Linked DNA regions of Homo sapiens: region 1 is linked to region 2. The links are chromatin contacts, found by Hi-C or POLR2A ChIA-PET in ENCODE. All regions are on one chromosome and are shown on one strand. The core of a region is the stretch at or near the end of the contact, and the rest is flanking DNA. Distances in the headings are between cores, read along the strand shown. Region 1 overlaps LOC105379104 (a long non-coding RNA gene). Region 2 overlaps LINC00491 (long intergenic non-protein coding RNA 491).

Evidence for each region. A loop is a pair of places that touch in the nucleus more often than their neighbours do. ChIA-PET counts read pairs that join two places held with the same protein, here RNA polymerase II (POLR2A).
Region 1: a loop to region 2 is called in a map of PC-3, with 5 times the contacts of the local background. The contact joins two enhancer-like sites. A Hi-C loop is called at or near these places in 1 of 168 maps with a recorded cell type or tissue (PC-3). POLR2A ChIA-PET finds 5 or more read pairs at or near these places in 1 of 52 experiments (activated T-cell).

Annotation. Positions count from the first base shown.
Region 1 is chr5:102,717,516-102,721,528 of GRCh38, forward strand. All of the region lies in intron 2 of LOC105379104 (a long non-coding RNA gene), which reads left to right. Among named protein-coding and RNA genes, the nearest start is that of PAM, 36 kb to the right of the region's middle. Within about 2 kb of position 1,401, at least 2 of the 41 ENCODE cell types and tissues checked have a DNase peak (open chromatin) inside an H3K27ac peak, as active enhancers do; they include PC-3, where a contact is called at or near this core.
Region 2 is chr5:102,625,356-102,628,988 of GRCh38, forward strand. The region is part of intron 1 of LINC00491 (long intergenic non-protein coding RNA 491); the gene reads right to left. Among named protein-coding and RNA genes, the nearest start is that of LINC00491, 44 kb to the right of the region's middle. Within about 2 kb of position 2,184, at least 4 of the 41 ENCODE cell types and tissues checked have a DNase peak (open chromatin) inside an H3K27ac peak, as active enhancers do; they include PC-3, where a contact is called at or near this core.

The DNA of each region.
Region 1 (4,013 bases), core at 151-2,650, 91 kb after region 2:
TTTCTATTTTAACGTTGAATGTAATGAGATAAAGGTAGATTTTATTAATAGGAAAGTTGCTTTTGCTTTCTTATTTCTATATTCCACTCGAAGTAATGAAAGTTGAGATAATGACAGGAGAAGATGTTAAACCAGGGCAAAATAGAAGTTTCTAAAACTGTGCTTTTTCCCTGCTGGCATAAACAGAGCCAACACTCAAGAAAATGCCTTGGATTCATTTTTAGTATTCTCTCTACAGAAAACACTAAACCATGGAGCAGGCACAATAACGGTGAAAGGGTAGAAGTAAAATTACAAGCTATTAATATCTACAGAACTCTTATCATGTGGCAGACCTTGTGTTACATGCTGTTTAGTTTTGTAGATGGCAGAGGCTTAAAGGAGAAAACTAGGAATTTGGAAAGAGAGAAAGAGAGACCCTAAAGTACACATACACACACATACATTCACATATGTAAACGTAAATTTTAGCATTTAACTTATCTCAAAGAATGAGATGTGAGAGTATTAATACATTTAAGAAAATAACTTAGATAACATTGCCAATTAAAGAACACGTTAAGTTTGCTTCCATAAAATATCTCTTTAAAAAGAAAAACTATACGTGTGCTTCCTTTCCATAGGAAATGTTATTTTCTCTTGAGAAGCCCAGTCCCACTGCTTTCTTATATTGACTATGAATGAGAGTGGACTTGTTTTACACTTTTATTATTCCTTTAGAAAAATTAAGTTGTTATCATCACCCAGTAAGTGTTTGTAGCAAGTTCACATTAGCCTGTACTGAGAAACTAGCCAAGAGTCAACCCCAACAGTGATGGATGTATGTTATTATGAAGTAAATGGGAGCAAAAGGAAATAGGGCAGAAGAAAGCTTATACACATGATTTTTTTTTTTTTTTTTTACTCTGCCTCTGGCAGCTACCCTCAATTTAAATGCTCTGACATGGAGATAAGGGATAAAAATAGCACATCTGCTATTAAATTGTAAGGAAATTCACTTAGTTTTAAATCAAATGTCTTAGAAAAAGAAGAATATTTAATCACTTATTCATTCACCAACAAATATGTATTGATCCACAGTTATACAACAAGCTCAGCCAAGTCGAAAATCTAGGAACTGCTCCTGAGCTAGGGTTACTCACAACAGTTCTAAAGCCATAAAAAGTACCCTAAGAAATTAGAAAATTTCCCTAGAAAGCTGAACTCTTCACTCTTAAATCCAGTGAATGTTTAAGAAAATGACTGTGGCTCTAGAAGAAAAACTCCATTTGTTAGTTTTTTAATGGAATTTCCACCATTTTCCATTTGTCATTAGGTGAAGGAAAGGCAACTTAACTCATTACCGAGTCCGCTGTTTGGAACACTTAAGTATTCTTAAATAGGACAAAGGACACATGACAGAGAGAGAACATTTCTGTTCCAAAGGATTGCTAAGCATACTTTTGGTGATACTCCAGATTTCAGAAGAGAAAGGAATGTACAGTTCTAAAATTTATTAACAATAAAAGTTTAACAACAAAGGTCGTTGTAATTTATGAGTCATTGTTTAGGTATCAGTCACTGTGGAAAAAGTGCTTTGCTTAATAGTTCTGACTCTTGTAGAAACAGGTAACGGTATCTCCTTGGCTCTGCACAATATGGCATAGCACATTTTTACTAGGAGTCTAGATTTATCTATACCTTTATTGAGACTTTATAACAGCATGATGAAGATATATAAAACCAGAATTATCTTACACATGTGGCTAAAGAAATGCAGGCTGAAGAAGATGTCACCTACATATTTGGCAAAAGAATCACTCAAATATAAATCATCATCAAATCAACCAACTAGAGCAGTGATTCTTGACCAAGGGTAATTTTGCTCCCAGGCGGGCATTTGGCAATATCTGGAGAGACTTTTAATTATCACAACTGGCTTAGTACTTCTGATACCTTGTTGGTAAAGGTTACTGATGCTGCTGAACATTTTACTATACACAGTACATTCCCCAACAACTGGCCCTGCTATGGTTTGGAAACTTTCAAAAGAAAAGAAAGACGTGTTCCTGCCACCAAGGAGTTAATTGCCCTCACCTGTGCTATATATTATAGTGCACTCATGTGAGAAAAAAAGCTAAAACTGCCAGTAACATTCAATTAAAGGAGTTTCTGGGCTGCTAGTTAGTAAGATGATAATAATTATTAAAACCTCCAACGTAGCATGATTATATCACAAACTGAGATTATTAAAGATTTGACTCAAGCTTGACACTTCTCTTAGTCTAATCTGGCTGCTGTAACAAAATACCTTACACTGGGTAACTTATAAGTGGTAGAAATTTCTTTTTCACAGCTCTGGAGGCTGGAAAGTCCAAGATCAAAGCAACAGCAAATTCTGTGTCTAGTGAAGGCTCACACTCTGCTTCATAGATGGTGCCTTGTTGCTGTGTTTCCACATGGCAAAAGAGGCCAACATTGTGTCCTCACATAGCAGAAGGAGCAGGAGGGGCAAGTAAGCTCCCTCAGGCCCCTGCATGAGAGCATTAATTCCATTCATAAGAGTGGAGCCCTCATGACCTCATCATCTCCCAAATGCCTCTCCTCTCTATAATGTTAAGAGAGGATTAAATTCTAACATATGAATGTTGGAAGGATACCAACATTCAGGCGATAGCCACTCATGATAAGATCCTTTTCTTTGTTTAAAATCCAGGGCCCTTTTTTCCCCTTGACAATATTGAGGAGAGGTGACATCTTGAATTGGACCTGGTAGATTTGAAAACACACATGCACACACCTGGAACTATATTGCTTAAATACTATACTTCTGTCCTCCTTATGACACCTCATTTTAGAATGTTATATACATTTTAGTTCTCTAACTTCAGCATTTTACAACTGAGAAGTAATGAGATAATTTGTATTCTTTCTTTTTTATTATTTAGAAGTAGAGGGGAAAATCATAATTCCATTTTATTTTTAATTTTGAAGATTCCCAAACAATATGAAAGCAATTTCTTAAGGTTACTTAAAAAAACCATAAAAAGGGGACTCTATTGTCCTTTGAATATTGGTATCCTCAACTTGGAGAGACTGTATGATTCTTCATGTTATTCCTTAGAAAGGAATCCACTACCATTTGAAAGGAATCCACCACATTTGAATGTTAAGCCAAGGATCAAATTTGTTTCTGAACTGCAATTAAGGATTAAATATGAGGTAGTGCCAGACATCATATTTTATTTTTGTTCTGGGTAAGCTATTTGATATAATCTTAGAGATTAAGAAAGATAGGAATCATTTTATGTATACCAGAAATTGAAGATATAGTAAGAAGATATAAAATATTAATAACTTGTTACAAAAATATGATTGCTTTAATCATCTTTTCAGATACCAGAATTTGCAAATTGCATACATATTTAACAAACCTTTAAACAAATATTTAGCCAATATGAACAAATACTTGCTAAAAAGGATTATCATTTTTTGCTAAGTCTGTTAAATGATCCAGCTAACTAAATGACTAATTTTTCAGGATATTTATATATGTGAAATCTAGCATATAACACACGCAGTACAGTACATTAATTCTCTAAAGTATCTCCATAGGTCAGTGCAATAATAATAAACCCCAGTCATGCATTATAAAGGTGGAATGCTGATGTGACTTTCCTGTTACTCTAAACTGCATGACTTTTACCCCAAAAATATTTAATGATTTACATTTCAAAGATAAATTATCAACACAGAGATTATGCTTCTCAGTGTTGGGAAATGTGAGATAACAATAAGCAATGGTCAGAAGACCATGTTGCTCTGCCTATATTATGTTATAGACATGAAAATAAACCCTAGGATTTAAAGAGAAATTCAAACAGCTTTATAGCAATTGTATCTATGTCTCCTTTTAGTTCTAGTTTATTGTTTTTCACAAGACCCTGTTTACGAGACATTCTGAAAGCTTTTGCTGTAGAGTGCCTTTTGTCTCCTTGATCTAGTAACATGAAAAGTGAATGATAGGGAGGGGG
Region 2 (3,633 bases), core at 934-3,433:
ATCAATTATGTTGAAAACATGTTCATCATCAGAATAAATTACTCATGATGTTTCAGAAGAAGAAAAATTTTCTATTAGGAAAAAAAAACATGGCTCAAAAATCTTTGTTCATGTTATGTAAGTTTTCATTTGTTTCTTTTCAAGTGGTTTGAAAATAAAGAAGCTGCTAAAATCCAGTGGGTAGAGAACTATAAACAAGACACTAATTTTGTATTTTTAAAACTGTGTGTTCATGTAATCTAAATGGAACAGTTTGTTCTATTAAAACCATCCTTCAGTTTGCAAGAGCCCTCTTTAGGTATTTATAGGCCTTCAGATAGGCTCCAACTGTTATAGTTTACAATGACTTTTCACACATTCCTGTTTAACTTATCAGCAACAACATTTATGGATGTGTTACATGGCATAAGAAATTATTTTTATTTAATTTGTATCTCTTAAAAATCATTCAGTGTCCATGTAGAGTAAATAATACACATCTGTTTAACATTACTAATTAAGCATTACAGTCTAACATATATATAGCCTCCCTTTACCCAGTCAAATTTTTAAAAATATATTCAACAACCATCATGAGCAAGGCACTGTAAAAAAAATATAGTCTCATAGAACAGATAAGACTCTCCCAATATGGACCATGCAAACGATGCTGAGAGGAGATAGTAAAAATGCTTTTTACCTGAGTGGGTTACGAAAAACTTTTTGGAAGAGGTACATTTGTTCTAAAGCTTGAATTTGCAGAGTTTACGAGCTTATACAGATGGGAAAGGAAGGACTTTCCAAGAAGTAGAGCCAATATAAACACAGACACAAAGAGAGGATGTGTATGCTCTTCCAAAGATCCTAAAAAGACCTGTTGGTGGATTGAAGCTCTATCCAAGAAAATTTCAAATCCCAGTCTAAAGAATGTGGAATTTGTTATTTAGGCAAGATGATTTTGGAGCAATGAAATGGCAAGGGGTGAGGTGTTCAGTAAAATCCACATGGCAAAAAAAAAAACTGTAGATGGACTGGAGTGGCAAGCCATGAATTGAAGACACAGTATAAAAGGTTTAGTCCAAGTGAGGCTGAAAGGTCTGGACTAGGGCAATAGCAGGATAGCTATGACAAAGAGAGTTTAGAAATATTGCAGAGGGCTGCGCACAGTGGCTCATGCCTATAATCCCAGGACTTCGGGAGGCTGAGGTGGGAGGATCACTTGAGCCCAAGTGGTTGAGGCTGTGGTGAGCTATGATTGCATGCCACGTTATTGCCCTCCAGCCTGGGGAAGAGAGCAAGACCTGGTTGGAAAGAAGGAAGGAAAAGAAATATTGCAGAGGTAGAATGAAGATAATTTGGTAAAGGCCAGTTTGAGGTCCCCATATTTAATGGTTAGGATACTTGATATGTTAAAGAATATGACTATATCAGAGTAGATACTACTAAATCATACTGCATTTTGGAATTGCAGAGCAAATAGTAATGTCTTCATTTTGTGCTAGCTACCGTGATCTTCCTTTTGATTCTTCATGCCCACTCCTCTGCTAACTAAATCGGCAAAAAATGAACTAAGTAGGCAATTGTTAAAGCTTAATAAAATGCAATAAGCAAAATAATCCCTTTAAGTGGTACTTAGTCTCTATAAGATAAAAATGTTATTTTTCTTAGATAGTCTCACCTTCCCCCTTCTTTGCTCTGCAAGTGGTGAATGGGTATATGAGCGAAGAGCTATGGGGACCTTCTTATATGACCTTGTGGTGCTGAGGAACTATAAGGTCCTTATGCTATCTTTTCATCTTCTGGCCTTTGGGCGATGCCCTTGGCTATCTCATTCCTTGGGGTCCTATGGACCTCCAGGACAGAAGCACAGGAACTTTGAAGTTTTTTTTAACTTTTTGATATTCTTGGTTCAAGTAATGCTCCTAGTGATGGCTCCTGGCTATTCTGAGTGCACCTAAACTTCTCCCATAGGTCTATAGGAGGTCTGCCTTTAACACCACTCAGCCCCAGCTCAGGCTGTCCACTCAGCAGCCCTTGCTGAGAAGCCACCTTTCCCCACTGCACAAAACCCCTCTGGAAAGCTTTCAAATTAGACTCTTTTCTACACCACAAGGAAAGCAAGAATAGGCTGGAAAAACTAACCAACAGGATCTGAGTGATGAATCATGCTGGAGACATTCAAATTTATTTGACTGTTAATGTAATCTAGATCAGTATAGGGCAGTTTGTTAGATGATATAGGAAACATGAGTCATCTGCTATCACTGTAGTATCCTCACTAATATACCTGTCCCTCTCTAGACCAATTCCAAATAAGTGAAAATCTGAGCAGACATCTAAATGTCTCTGCTCCTAGACCTTTTCTCTCTTACTCTTCTCATAGCATTTCAAGGTCAGGAAGAGGCAGCTTTTCATTTATATCTTTTTAATCATAGTCTCCTTCCAGGTTCCATCTGAGCCCCATGATAGGCAAAGGCTGAGACCTCCAGTTTGATTGTTAATATAGCTTATTGACAACATGGTACAAGACATTCTGTTGCTAATGTGGCAACTGAGGGAACCAAAAAAATTTAGAAAATCCTTCCTTAAGACAATAGCCTGGCTTGTAAGAATACTAACTTGCTGTACAATCCTATGTTGCATACCAAAAGCTTAATATTACCTAAATATCTTAATTTCCCAGAGGCAGGGATGCCTCAGGTAAACTAGTTGAAAGACCCCCTATGAGGAAAAATACTGGAAAAGCACATTAATATCTTTCAAAATATTATCCATTTTATAAATGGATCTATGCAATTAGCATTACGTAGTATTTCCAAAATGAATAATTATGGAGACTTCAAAAATGTTCACAATGAATACAATATATGTTACATGAAAGTGGATGCTCCTTTAAGACTAATCAACATTTATGTCTATTCAATACAAAAATTGAATAAGCACAGTGATGCTGTATCTAAGACTAGGTGTGAGAGCAGGAATACAGGGCTTGGTATTTCAGTCAACAGGTTAATGAATTTAGTAAATTTCAATAGTCAATGAATTGGTTGACTCTCTGATATACAAACTGAAGTTACTAAAGCACAAAAAAAAGGTTAGAAAAAGAAACATATAACTTATGTTGATAACACTTGCCTCTGTACCAGTTACTGGTCTTAGATGTAGCCATCAACCAATGACAAATGAGAAACTTGTGGACAACACACCTCAGCTTCCCTAACTCTGAGGTGCACCATCTACACGGCTGCTCAGTTTTCATGAAAATGACTGCCAATTTAGCCACAGTGGTGACTTGCTTGATCACAAACTCTTTTCTGACTTCCTCTTCTTCACTGTCTAACTCGCCCACACCCTTGCTGCTGTTTCCTGGGATGACCTGGAATAAGCCACTTACTCTTGCATCTGTGTCTCACAAAATGTTTCACAGGGAAACAAAATAAAGGCCAGAGCTCTTGACCATGGCTTGCCTTCTTTGTCTGCCTGAGAGGAATCTCTGAAGCCTGGGAGCCCAAATCATACAGAAATTCATGTCTGAAGTATTCTCATGTCTCCTTTTTAATCCTTCAGTTAAAACCAGAATGACAAATTTTCCGTTAATAAAACAGAGTGGGTGTTTTTCCCCTGAGGACTCCCTCTTCCAGTAGTGCAGCTGGC